Regions from separate parts of the Mus musculus genome. Here region 1 is linked to region 2. Evidence: chromatin loops called from intact Hi-C (ENCODE). Cell type or tissue: left cerebral cortex. All regions are shown on one strand. Each heading gives the region's core, and the rest is flanking DNA. Links, peaks and the distances in the headings are about the cores only. Region 1 overlaps Ppme1 (protein phosphatase methylesterase 1). Region 2 overlaps C2cd3 (C2 calcium-dependent domain containing 3).

The links. Hi-C counts contacts between places; a loop is a spot of excess contacts. Peaks named below come from ENCODE experiments on the same cell type or tissue, not always from the same donor. Only the 100,000 strongest peaks of a DNase experiment are listed, where the experiment ranks them.
Region 1: a loop joins it to region 2, with 2.4 times the contacts of the local background. A loop is called at or near these places in 6 of 42 quality-filtered maps.

The regions. Positions count from the first base shown.
Region 1 is chr7:100,341,581-100,348,508 of GRCm38, forward strand. Ppme1 (protein phosphatase methylesterase 1) reads right to left here. Exons shown (of 14, transcript NM_028292.2): 4 at 6,542-6,599; 5 at 6,225-6,276; 6 at 3,372-3,526; 7 at 266-356. Among named protein-coding and RNA genes, the nearest start is that of Ppme1, 27 kb to the right of the region's middle. In left cerebral cortex, for the core only: no CTCF peak of the experiment used is centred there; a DNase peak (open chromatin) is centred at 3,614.
Region 2 is chr7:100,399,135-100,406,062 of GRCm38, forward strand. It overlaps C2cd3 (C2 calcium-dependent domain containing 3), which reads left to right. Exons shown (of 33, transcript NM_001017985.3): 8 at 534-681; 9 at 6,824-6,928. Among named protein-coding and RNA genes, the nearest start is that of C2cd3, 30 kb to the left of the region's middle. In left cerebral cortex, for the core only: no CTCF peak of the experiment used is centred there; no DNase peak of the experiment used is centred there.

The DNA.
Region 1 (6,928 bases), core at 852-5,851, 57 kb before region 2:
TGTCCTAGGAGATGGTATATTAGGCACACTTTACAGAGGACTGCGGCAAGTATGAAACATTTAAAAAATACTCTGCTTTGAACTATTTCCTTACATACTATCACAGAAAGGGAGACTCACCTGTTTATCTTAGTACCTGAGCTGACTTAAAAATAGAGGGAGGATGGGAAGGAGGGAGGCAAGGAGGGAGGGAGGGAGGAAGAAAAGAGAGGCGGGGCAGGTTAGAATATAACATTTAAAATTAAGTCTTAGGTTTGTGGGTTACCTCCATTCAATAGCATTCTCCAAAGACTTGAAGGTTTTAGGTCGACCACGCAAGAAATTCTGCATGCTATTAAGTGCATCCATGGCGGTACCTGAAACAAAATTTTAAATATATCAATAAACTTTTTCGTTTTCTTGCTTTACAAATTGTACTAAATATTTCTTTTCCCTTTTTAGGTTAGTACACAAATCCTGGCTCCATCACTCCTGCCATACTTTGTTGCTGGGTGCTCACACTCCCCTCCCTGACTACTCCTTTCACGCCCCGCTCCAGCTGGCTTTCCTTCTCCCCCAGTTAAGTCCCCTCTTCTGATCTCTTATCATATATAACCCATTACCCTCTCACCACCTTAAGATAGTGTCCTCCTCTCACGATGATCTTTTATAGCTCCCTCTCCCTCCCTCCCTCCCTCCCTCCCTCCCTCTCACACACACACAATTTTAAATTTACTTTCCACATATGAAAGAGAACATGGGAGAGTTCTCTGAGGTTCCTCCTTTTTTTTTTTTTTTTTTTTTGTTTTTTTTCAAGACAGGGTTTCTCTGTGTAGCCCTGGCTGTCCTGGAACTCAGTCTGTAGACCAGGCTGGCCTCAAACACAGAAATCTTCCTGTCTCTGCCTCCCAAGTATCTGAGGCTCCTCCTTATTGGAGGAAGTGTGTCACTCTGGAGGTGGGCTTTGAGGGCTCCTAATGCTCAAGCCCCGCCCAGCACAGAAGAGAGTAGAGGGTCTCCTCCTTGGCTACCTTCAGATCGAGATGTAGACCTCTCAGCTCCTCCAGTACCATCTCTGCCTGCACACTGCCATGCTTCCACCATGATGATAATGGACTGAACCTCTGAACCTGTAAGCCAGCCCCAGTTAAATGTTTTCCTTTATAAGAGTTGCATGGTCGCTGGGTGTGGTGGCGCACGCCTTTAAACCCAGCACTCAGGAGGCAGAGGCAGGCAGATTTCTGAGTTCGAGGCCAGCCTGGTCTACAAAGTGAGTTCCAGGACAGCCAGGGCTATACAGAGAAACCCTGTCTTGAAAAAAACAAAAAAACAGAAAAACAAACAAAAAAAGAGTTGCTTGGTCGTGGTGTCTCCTCTTAGCAATAAATCTCTAAGACACATAATGATTTACAGTTTCATCTGTTTTCCTGCAAATGTCATGATTTCCTTTTTTCTTTATGGCTGCATAAACTTTCTTTGCACATATGTATCACATTTTATCTAATGCATCTATACTGGATATCCAGGCTAGTTCCATTCCCTGGCTATTGTGAACATAGCAGCTTTACAATGGGTGTGTCTCTGGTATTCTGATTTCTACCAAAACAGGTAGAGTTGGGTCATTGGTAGTTCCAATTTTTGAGGAATCTCCATACTGATTTCCAGTGTGGCTACATTCCAGTCAGCAACGAGTAAGGGTCCCTCCTTCCTCATATCCTTACCACCAAGCAATCATTTGTTTTAGTGATGACAGGAATCTTGACTAAGGTGCTTGAAATCTCAAAAACAGTTTTAATTTGCATCTCCATGATGATTAAGGATATGAAATAGTTTTTCTATTCTTTATTAGCAATTTGTTTTTCTTCTTTTGAGAACTTTTTTTTTTAGCCCATTCATTGACTAAATGATATCACCTTCTGGTGTTGAATTTTACATATACATTAAATATATATATGTATGTGTGTGTGTGTATACACATATATTTATACATACTGTATTTATGTATACAGTATATGTTTTTATATGCTGGATATTAATATATTTATATATTGGATATTGATCTCCACTATGATCTAGCTTTCAGAGATCCTTTCCTGCTCTGAAGGCCACCGTGGACTTCCAGTGGTTAATTGTTCAGATTACTTCCTGTGCTATTGGAGTCCTACTCACCCTTGCCTATGCCTGTATCACCATGTGAACAAAGCTGCTCATGTTACTCTTCACATTCACAATGACGGGATGCCATTACTTGTACGGGCAGACTCCTCCCCAAAAGGTTCACGTGTGGATGGCTTGGTCACCAGCTGTTCACACTATTGAGAGGTGGTTAAATAATGAAGATACTAACTTCACTGATAGAGTATCTATTGTTGAGTGCATACTGAGCAGGCTGTTTGGAGGCAGGACCTACTTAGAGGAAGCAGTAACTCGGGGCAAGCCCTGGGAGTACAGTCTCCCTCCCTCTGTATGAAATGCTGACTCTCCACATCCTAAAAGAAATGGACCCACTAGCCACAGACCCAAACCTGACACTGTGGACCAAAAACCTTTCCTCCTTTAAATTGCTTATCTCAGATATTTTGTCACAGGGGCAAAACTGTCAAATTGAGTCAACTCTATATCTTTGCTCCTGGTAACAGGAAAATTCAGTGATACTTGGGTAAAAGTAAAGATGCAATTTAATAACATTGCAAGAATTAACACAAGCCAGCTTCCAATATGAGTCTCAGCAATTCTTGACTACTGGTATTCACTCCTTGTGTGGCACACATCAATAGATATAGCTAACCTGTACAAGCAGCAGTGAGATTCTCAGGGTAAGTCAGAAAATTAAAAGCAGTTTCTTTTTAAATGGAAAACTAAGAGACATACATGCACATGATTAGAAGTATTATTCAGCCATAAAAAGGTATTCTTGAATAGTTTTTGGTAACATGAAAAATGACTGTATAATCTTTTATTAGATATTTTCTTCATTTACATTTCAAATGCTATCCCAAAAGTCCCCTATACCCTCCCCCTGCCCTGCTCCCCAACCCACCCACTCCCACTTCTTGGCCCTGGTGTTCCCCTGTACTGGGCATATAAAGTTTGCAAGACCAAGGGCCTCTCTTTCCAATGATGGCCGACTAGGCCATCTTCTGATACATATGCAGCTAGAGACACACGCTCTAGGGGTACTGATTAGTTCATATTGTTGTTCCTCCTATAGGGTTGCAGACCCCTTCAGCATCTTGGGTACTTTCTCTAGCTGATTGTATAAAGACACAAAGACATAGGGGTACACTTCAAGATGAATGAAATTGAGACTAAATTAAGGCCAAGGTAATACCATACCAGGGGACCTCCTACAAATGACTGAATCTGGTTTGATCAGTACTAAGAAAACTTACCTTCTACAACATCAATCATGCAAAGGCCCAAGAGGCTTGGTACCAGGTTAGCTGCGGCTGTGTGCACTGCAATGGCGCCACCCATGCTGTGCCCAATCAGCATGACTGGAGGAGGGAGGTCTCCATACATGGCTTCCACCACATTGCCAACATCTCTGCAAAGAAAGAGAAAACTGAGAGTGCTGGAGGAAGACACCAAAAATAGCTTGCTTTCTCAGTTTCTTCTGTTGGACTGTAACTAAACGTTGTGGGAAATGGTAAAGACTCACAGGGCCACTCTACAAAGACACCTATGTAAGCCTGCATGCACGGTCCCTAGTATCTATGCAGAGAGCAACACACCTAGTTCTCCAGATAAATGGCCAGTTAAGGACTAAGAACCCCAAATTTCTGATCTTTCTTAGTACCATCCTTTTATCATCCTACAAATTTAGTACAATCATATAAATATACAACTGTATGTTAATTTAAGCTTGGCATTCCGGAGAAATAATTTACTCTAAGCCTCTGTTTTTCCATGAATAATGCAATAAGGCTTGGGGTAGCAGCATACGATCAGCCTCTGTATGAGCTATATCAACTTCACTAGGAGCTTTTTTCTGTCATCTAACATAACTTATTTGTTTTACATTTGTGTGTGTGTGTGTGCGCACATGTGGAAGTCAGAGGACAATCTGTAGGAGCTGCTTTGAGAAATGAGTGAGAAGTGAATGTAAACTGTTATCCAAAAGGTAAAGTACTATTCAAATGAAAAGACTCAGCTGAAAAGAGAATTCAAAAGTTAAAAAAAAAGAAAGAAAAAGAAAAAAAAGAAAAAAAGAAAAAAGAAAGAAAATCCAAGTTTCCTTTACAGCAGTGTTGCTTCAAAAGACAAGATACCTTGGGAAAGGCAAAGTGTTACTTAGTGCAAAGGAAAAAACTAAAACTTATTCAGTGTAGCTGTGATTAACAAATGCCTTTTTCAAATTCATATATTGTAAAGTATAATTCTTTGCAAGTTTGCAGTATTTCTGTTGGAAAAGCAATCATTGATAAAAGTTAAACATTGTGCTTAACTTCGGTCTATATTCTTGTTGGCTTTTGTTCTAGAGAGTAGTAGAAAAAGGTAGGACTTACAAAAGTGACTGGGCCATAAAACTGCTTTATAGAGTAATGAAGGAGTGACTGTTATAAAGAGCGTTCTCTCTGGCTCACAGCTATCTCCTTTACCATACTATAATCCAAGACTAGTATCTGGCTCTAAACTGTGAGCCTAATAAACTACTGTAGTGATGCAGCAATGTCAGGCAAGGACCTGTCATGCACATGTGTCATCTAATGTCATTCTTCCACAACCTTGTCTGAAAGGGTCCTTTCTACTATTCTCTAAGACACTCACTCAGACATACTTATCAACTGTAAAATTAGCCAGCAATTAAATTCATTGGGTCTACCAAAATAACATTGTATTTCTACCAAAATTACAAGGAAAAAAGCTGCAAATTTCTGCTACCACATTAAGGATAATTAAAGCCCCTTTCCTTGGAATCCAGCACTATGGACCCATAAAGTCAGCACAGTTCAAGAACAAAGGTGACTTAGATGAGGAGAAGTCTTTAGAACAAGTAACATAGGAGACTTACACAGCTTCAGAAAGGAAAGCCAAGTCATATTACTATATATCAATATGACAGAGCAGAAAAAAACTGTATGTTCATTCCTATGTAAAGATATATATGTACTTACACATAGACAATTGGCTCAATTAATTAATCTAAAGCCATGTGGGGTATGATTCTATTATTTAGGGGCAAATCTTTAAAAAAATAGATTAAAGTTTAGAACAAATATCAGTGTATAACTTCCAGAAAAATTCTCAATTCTAGTAAAATTTTAGTTGATAAGGATGAAATGAGTTAAATAAAATGTTCTGGAAGACATTAAATTACACATCTTAAAATACATATTAACTGAGTTAGACATTTACTATGAAAGTTGTAAATGTATGAAGGTAGACCGGGTCTAAAATGCATAACAGGGCTTGGAGAGACAGCTCAGTGGGTAAGAGCACTGGCTGCAGCCAGGCAGTTGTGGCCTATGTCATTAATCCCAGCACTAGGGAGGCAGAGGCAGGTGGATCTCTGAATTCAAGGACGACAGCCTGGTCTACAGTGCAAGTTCCAGAACAGCCAGGGAACACAGAGATACTCTGTCTTGAAAAACAAAAACAAAACAACAACACTACACTAGCAGCTTTTCCAGAGGTTCCTGAGGGACCAGGCAAACATGTGGCAAACTATCTATACCCATAAATAATAAAAATATTTTAAAGTATATTATATGTCTAGGTTTTACTGCTAAAAATACTGATTCAGCAGGTCTGGGGTCTGTCCAGTGCACTTGCATTTTTTGCTATATGACCCTGATGAGTGAACACATTGAGAAGTATGGAATATACACTACTTGACTTAGAGGCCCAGTTTCTAAGCAGCTATTCTTCCATAGCCTGCCTTCACTTTCCTGTGATACTAGCTAATGAATTCATGCAGGCTACCTTAATATGCATTCAAGGCTACTTATATTCAAATATTTCTCCAAACAGAAGACTATAAAAGATACATACCCACATTCCATTTAGTTTCACCCAAAGAAGGAAAATTTCCAAAAGCCTGCACAAACTAGACAATTTGTGTGATAACCACCAGACTGGATAAACCAAGAAGGATATTAATAAGGATAAAAGAGAAGAGAGAACAGAAATGAAATCTGTGTGTTAAGGACTGTCCAACAATTTCACCAGCAGCATAATAAAATTGCACTACTATTTATGATGGTGTCAAGACTCAGGCAATCTATCATTGTTTGCTTCCTTACTTTGCCATTGTTTCTGCTGACAGGTCTTCAGAATTCTTGACTTTAGTTTCTCCTAAAATAGATAGATAAATACATAAATAAATTTCAGTGATAGGAATCATAAAACCAGGAGCAATAAAATAGCAACTTTAAGGATAGCTAGGATGTACATTCCAGACATATCTTTATGGCTAGCTATTCTGAAGATGGTAATTATAGTAGTCTACCTACAAGCTATGATTCCTCCCAAAATACCCAAATGGAGTACACTAGGTTAATTTTTGCTAACACTGCTAATGTTTGGGATTATTAAAGGTACTGGGAGGAGCTGTACTCACCGTGACCTCGCAGATCCAGAGCCACAATCCTACACTGTACTCTACTGATGATTGCTGCCTGGAAGGAAACGAAGAAAACAGGCGGTACAGATTTTGCCCAGTTACCAATAATGTTGTAAATGAACTGTGATCATAATTCAAGGTACCCAAGAGAAAAGAAAACTTGCCTTATCTCAAAGGTTTTCTTTTAAGTATAATAAAAGAATAATGAGTCTCTCTTACACACACACACACACACACACACACACACACACACACACACACACACACACATATTGTGGTCAGTCTCCAACTTAAAAATAAACTTTATCCAAACCCCTCCTTAAAGTCATTCTTCCTAGCCTTTCCTTACAGTATAAGCACTCCCAGAAGCTGGCCTGTGGTTTT
Region 2 (6,928 bases), core at 783-5,782:
AAAATGTTGAGTTTATAGTTATTTATATACTTACTTCCTTAGTTTATAAACTCCTTGTAATGTTTTATTCATTTTTCTATCCAGTATAAAACTAACCATGTCATAATAATTCCAAAGTACATGTGTTTGCTTAATTGAAGGTGTTTTTGTAAATTAGCCATTTTTTTTTACAAAAACATCTGCTTTACAGAATGATAGGTGCCATTTTTCCTGCCTGTCAGGGCACAGATAGCACAGGGGTCCAGCTGGACTTAGGTTAGCCGTCTCTATGGCAACCGTACACACAATGGCCAACAGCCACTTGCTGCATGAGAGCACAGTGCGAGTCAGTAGTGGGGTTTGAGTACTAGTTGACGTCATCCTAAGAGAGAGGAAATAGAGTTGGAAAATGTCACCCAGTAGTCAGTTTAGAGTGCATCCTTAGCGTACGTTCTTTCACATTTAGAATGTTAGGAAGCTTTGCCAGAGACAGAGAGACAGGAGCTCTGCTGAACCTTCTGTTAAGTCCTTGGCTTTGTTTTTCCTGTCTCCAGTGCTGAATTGTCCCAAGGTCATTTCTGGAATGGATTAGGCTCTCCTCCAGATTCCCCGACTCCTGGGAGTGATGAGTACTGCAGCAGTGACCTGAATGATCCTCAGTATGACCAGAGTCTGCTGGAGAACTTGTTTTACACAGTGCCTGTAAGTCATTGAATCTGAAGCTCTACAAGTGGGGAACACGGCACTCAGTAGCCAGGCCTCACACTTGCAGGAAGCTATCATTTTACATATAACTTATGTAGTAATAATTATAGCTGAGGAAGATGATAAAGAGACGGGCCTAGAAGGCACAAGTCTTTTGTTCCAAGGATATGTAGCAAGTGTCAGAGCCAGAATCAGATTCAGAGTCCCCTGCATCCAGAGCCTGTGTTCCAGTATATCCCAGGCTTCCTCAGAGCACTTCTAAGAAACAGCTAGCACAGGCATGCCTTGGAACCCACTGGTATCTATACAGAAGAGTCCAGAACATTTCTACTCACGGGTGACAAAACCCTCTCTGTTGGCTTGTAAGATAGGGAATTCTTTCCAGGCAGTTCTGCTTATTCCAACTTTTTTTTTTTTGTCAAGCCTAATGATCTGTTGCTGGTTTAGCATCTTCTAGACACTGTACATAAGAAGCCTAGTCGCTTTCCATAAGTAGTCTGTCCTGAAGGTTGCTGTCATGTTCCTCGTATAAGTCCAGTTTTTGTTACTATAACAGAATACCTAAGGTAGGCTAACTTTATAAAAAGAGAGGTTTGTGTAGCTCAGTGTAAACTCTGGTAAGGACCACAGTGGCTGCACATCTCATGGTATATATGAGAAAGGGGTCACATCACCAAACAGGATGCCATCACGGCAGGACCAGGTTCTACCATCATCCCTTCTAAAGACTTGTCCTAACAGAACTAAGCATCTCTTCTTCCCTAACGACTTACTGGTCACTGAGGGCCAGGCTTTCTCTATAAAAGCTTTTTGGGATGCACTCTAACTGTATTCAGACCACCACACTTCTGAGTTTCCTTTTTTGTATGTCAGGGGGGAAAAAAAAACATGTAGTAAAAACAAGGTAGTTTATTCTGAATTGGTAGTAAGTCAGGGAGGGCTGCCAGAATTGAGACAAAGTGTGTGTGTGTGTGTGTGTGTGTGTGTGTGTTGGGGTCGGGGGGTGGGGTTAGGCATTTATGATTATATGATATTGTCAGGCAGAGCATAAGCAGGCACAAAAGGTTTAACAGACTTGAGAGTTTTGAAAGGCAGAGAAATGGCTGTCTTAGTTTGCTTTCTGTTGATGTGGTAAAATTATGACCAAAAGCAATTGGAGAAGAAAAGATTTATTTCAGCTTAAATCTTCTGTCAGTGAGGAAGGGCAGGGCAGGAACTCAAGGAGAGAGTAGAGGATCAGCACTTCCTGACGTGTTCCTCAGGCTCACTTAGCCTACCTGCCAGGAACCTCCGTCCTGGAGAGGGTAGTGGTGAGGGGGAGACAGTAGGACTCTGGTGTGGCTTTAAAGTCTGAGGGTCTCTGGACATTCTAGCTTTCTAACTGTACTGAAATGCTGAAGATAACTTCTAGAAAATCCTAAAAACTTTCTTGCTCTTTCTGAGGGTAAAAGGCTACTGACTTGGGCAGTTAACACCTGTACCCTAACAGCAGAGAATTAAGTAATGTGGCCTTTGTTCTATCTCAGCAGGAGATAGCAGGCTCTAACTTTCAGTCCAAAGTCGCAGGACACTTCCAGCCATGATTGTAGGTTTATTACCAAGTTGTAAAAGCTTTTCTATGAAAGCTATCTAAGGGAAAAAAACGAAAAGATCCTAAATGGGGCAAGGAAAAATTCTTTTTCTCATTTCTTTGTCCTCAGTACTTATACATCTTTCAGAATACATGATCACATGTTAAAAAGTTCATCACAAGTTCACACAAAAAATCAAATCATAAATTGAAATAGAAGTTTACAACAAGGAGCTAAAGGGATCTGCAACCCTATAGGCGGAACAACATAATGAACTAACCAGTACCCCGGAGCTCTTGACTCTAGCTGCATATGTATCAAAAGATGGCCTAGTCGGCCATCACTGGAAAGAGAGGCCCATTGGACACGCAAACTTTATATGCCCCAGTACAGGGTAACGCCAGGGCCAAAAAGGGGGAGTGGGTGGGTAGGGGAGTGGGGGTGGGTGGGTATGGGGGACTTTTGGTATAGCATTGGAAATGTAAATGAGCTAAATACCTAATAAAAATGGAAAAAAAATATATATGTGAAAATGAAAAAAAAAAAAAAAAAAGAAGTTTACAACAGAGAATGTTTACCTGCATATCCATTAGGAGTGATTATCTGGCTAAACATCCATCACCTGTCACAGCTCCACAGGTTCATAGAAGGTTGAAAGCCATAACTAAGTTATTAGTGAAGTTTTGTATAGATAAACCCAGTCAATATTTTATCTTCTGTCCTAGCACCTACAATAAATCATTAGTTCCCTTTTTATGACCTTTGGTTAATTGTTTTACAACCTCTTGGAATGTGCTCTGAGTAGGAGAAAGTCTGGTTACTATCTAAGAGCAATTTACTGGTGACACTTGGGAGACTGACAGAGTTCTCATTGCAGTTTTGAATATCAGAAAAGGACCTAGTAGCAGTCCCACTATGAAAGAGCCTATATAGTTTAGGAATTCTTACAGGATCATCATTAAGATTTAAGAAGTCATCTATTTGTCTATATAGCATCACCACAAGACAGTACATCTTCGTAGATCTGCAGAGGTCTGCTCAAAAGAGGTGGGCTAGTATGTTTAATAATAACAGGAAAATCATATTAATAGCAAGAATCTTTCCTAAAATGAATTCCCCTGTGTCTCGCCTATCAGAGCAAATCTGTCACAGATTATATTATAATCTGAAGCAGTCCATCTCAGGAAGATCACCTGCTAGTTATTAGCTTGTCCTATTATGGCTCCTGACACCTACCTTTTTATACAACCTAGTACCACCTGTCAGGGACATCCTGGGCCTTTTCACTTCAATCACTAATCAAGAAAATGTCCTATAGACTTGTCTGTAGGCCAGTCACAAAAATCTAACCAGCACAAGGGTATAGAAGGAAGTTGTATAGAGAAAAGGGATGTTGTGCGTATCCTTTTTTCCTGCGTAGTGCTGGTGATTGATCTCAGGGCTTTGTGTGTGTGGGCAAGTGCTCTAGCATTTGGCTATATTCCCAGTCCACGTAAAACTGGGAATTAATGCACTACAAGGAATCCAGTTAACTGAATGACAGTTGCAAGAGAATAGAGAATGTAGCACTGGCCTAATGCAGTAATGAGATGCTAGTGTGGAGACACCAGCGAGTCCATGTAAAAGTGGGACATGAGGTCAGGCAGGGAAGTTAATTAATTATGAACTGTGCCAAATGTTTTTAATTCACTTTTACTTCAATTTAATTCTTTTACTAGACCATGAGATAGTACTTTCACTTTTACATACCATGAAAAACAGCTTAGAGAAATTGTATACAAGGAAGCTAGCCTGTGGTGATGTACACCTGTAATCCAAGTACTTGGGATTCTGAGGCAGGATCCTGGGTTTTGGGCCTGCCATGGTTACAGAGCAAATTCAGGGCTGCATAATCAGACTCAGCCTCAAAAAATAAAAACACTTGCTGGGTAGTGGTGGTGCACAACTTTAATCCCAGGCTTTGGGAGGCAGAAGCAGGTGAAATCTCTGAGTTTAAGGCCAGCTTGCTACACACAGAAAACCAATCTATAAAAAAATAATAAATAAATAAATAAATAAATAGCTTATAAGCTGTTAAATAGCAGAACTGGAATCCTTACCCTAGACATTACTGAAGTCACCTGAAGTCTTACTGTCCCCCACTCATAAGCTTTAAACCTGGCTTTAGAACCCTGCCCCAACTTCCCTGCCTGACCTCATGTCCCATTTTTACATGGACTCGCTGGTGTCTCCACAATAGCGTCTCATCCCACTCCTCAGACATCCCGGCTCTTCTTTGCATCCCTGCTTTTTCCTTCTTCTGATCCTTCTGCTGTGAATGTGGAAATGTTCTTCTTACCCATACAGCAAAGACAAAAGACAACCAGTAAATGAATGTTGGAAGAACACGTAAGTAATCCCCCCATGCTATGTGAGCAAAGTAACTTCAGAAAGCATTTGTTGATGGAGACATTGAGCCAGTTGTTTGGGGGTCTGGGAATCGCCGCACAAACCACTCAGACACCAATCTCAGTCAAATAGGGATAGTTTATTGAAAGCCACACTCCAAATTTGATGTATAAGGACATGGTTCAGGCTCAGGAGCTGAACTTTGACCCCAAGTTAAGGTTCTATAGGATTTTTAAGCCCAAAATCCACAGACAAATGAGCCAAGTTATTCCACCAATCAAGCTTTGGGGGTAGGGGGATTTCCGTTAGGAATATGTCTTTGTTGTACACTTATCCTGCTCCCATTTGTTGGGATATTCAACTGTGTCTGGGGTTTGTCTTGTCTAATATCCATGTCCTAACTTGCCTACCGGGATGGGACTTGTCAGACATTCATGTCTTCACTTACCAACCAGGGTATCAGTTACCCGGGCTCATCTCTCTTTCTGCCAAGTAGGATGTCAGTTCCCAGGGAGGTCTTGGGAACTTAAACTTTACTGGACCACTACTCAAAATGGAAATCATATTCCAAATAGTTGCAGGTGTCTTTCTTATGTTGGGGTCCATCCCAGAGGCGACTTATAAAAGAAAATACATGTGAAGGAAGTGCTGTTGGGGGGTTGGTTTGGCTCCAAGCTTATTGTGGGTAACTAGACAAAGCAGCTCTACTGACTTCTATCATGATTGGTTTCCAAGGCACAGAATCAATCTTGGCATTAGAAAGTTTCCTAGTAACAGCAGAAACATATGAGAAAGCATCCTTATGATGGTGGGCTAGCCAGGTAACAGCTACCTACCTAGGCCTAAACAACTTGGTCATGAGGCATCAGGAAGACCAAGAAGCTAGCATGTTCATGTTCTGCTCCAAAGGCCATGTTTGACATTTTAATATTGAGTAATAGTAATAATAGTCACAGCTTAGAAATTCAGCATTATCATGTGTGGTTTTGGTTCCTGATATTCCAAGCTTCTTAACAACCCAATTTATATTTGCCCTAATTAATTTTAAACTATGAACCTACTTAGATTTTGATTGTCTCATCTGTAACTATTTTTATTGTTTGTTTGTTTTGTTTTGTCTGAGTCAGGGTCCTATTATGTAGCTTTGGCTGGCCTGGAACTCACTATACAGACCAGGCTGGCCTCGAACTCATAGAGATCCACCTGCCTCTACCTCTTAATTGCTGGGATTAAAAGCATATATAACCATGTCAGGCATCTGTGCCCATTTGTAAAAGATGTTATTAAAGGAAAACTAATGAGCAAACATCTTTCTACTCTGGCCTTTGAGTTAATTTGTCATCCTGATTATGGGTCAACAGGTAATGCCCCGAGAAGTTCTAAAAGGTGGAAGCTAGATAAGACAGGCTTGAGCAGCCGGGCTTTCCCAATCACACTGTGTTAGCATACTGAGTGAGGACCTTTTTCATTTGAAGCCAAATAATCATCATGCCTCCTGTTTATTTTGCATTTTGTGATACAAGAGGCTAATTGATAGTCAATTACAGAGGGTGCCTTTAATCAAAACAAAAATAAAGGGAATTTTTCAACTGATTTCTCTCATGAAGGCAGTTTGTGAAATATCATTAATCTTAAGCACAATTAAACTGAGAATAAATGACTTACAGAATGGATAGTACGAGGAAAAATAGCCTTTGCACCAGCTCAATGACACTGTGACATCTGTCCTTTCTCAGTTCTACTGTGATAGAAAAGCAGACTTCAGACTCCTGGAGATAAAAATGTGGGTTGCCCCTTGTAGCTGGCAACCACAAACAAGCTACCTGGCTTTTTCCAATTGTAAAGGCAAGATAAGGCACTGCAGGAGCATGCTGGATCCTTAGCTGCATGTGCAGCACCTCGTGCAGTGCAGAACACAGCGGACACAGTGCAGTGGTCTCCCTGAGAACTTTCGTGGCTTCCCTTGCTTACTCTGAATGGACTTAGAGCCTGTCTTTCCCAAGTGCAGATTACTTTTGTGTAACCAGGAACAATATGGAACATGCCCCTGCTGTTAGTTATCTCTGTGGTAGAATGGTGTTTATGAAAAGAAATTCTGCTTGCTTTTGGAGAGACAACTGTAACTCCTTCCCTGAAGCAAGCGTCTCTCCGCACCATGCTTTCTGTTTGTCTTCCCCTAGAAATCTGATGTCGGCACCAGTGAGCTCCCCAGTGAAGATGATGGAGTGGAACCTTCTAGAACAATGAACCAGTCCAAAGCCTCTGGCAGATCTAAGGTTGTAGAG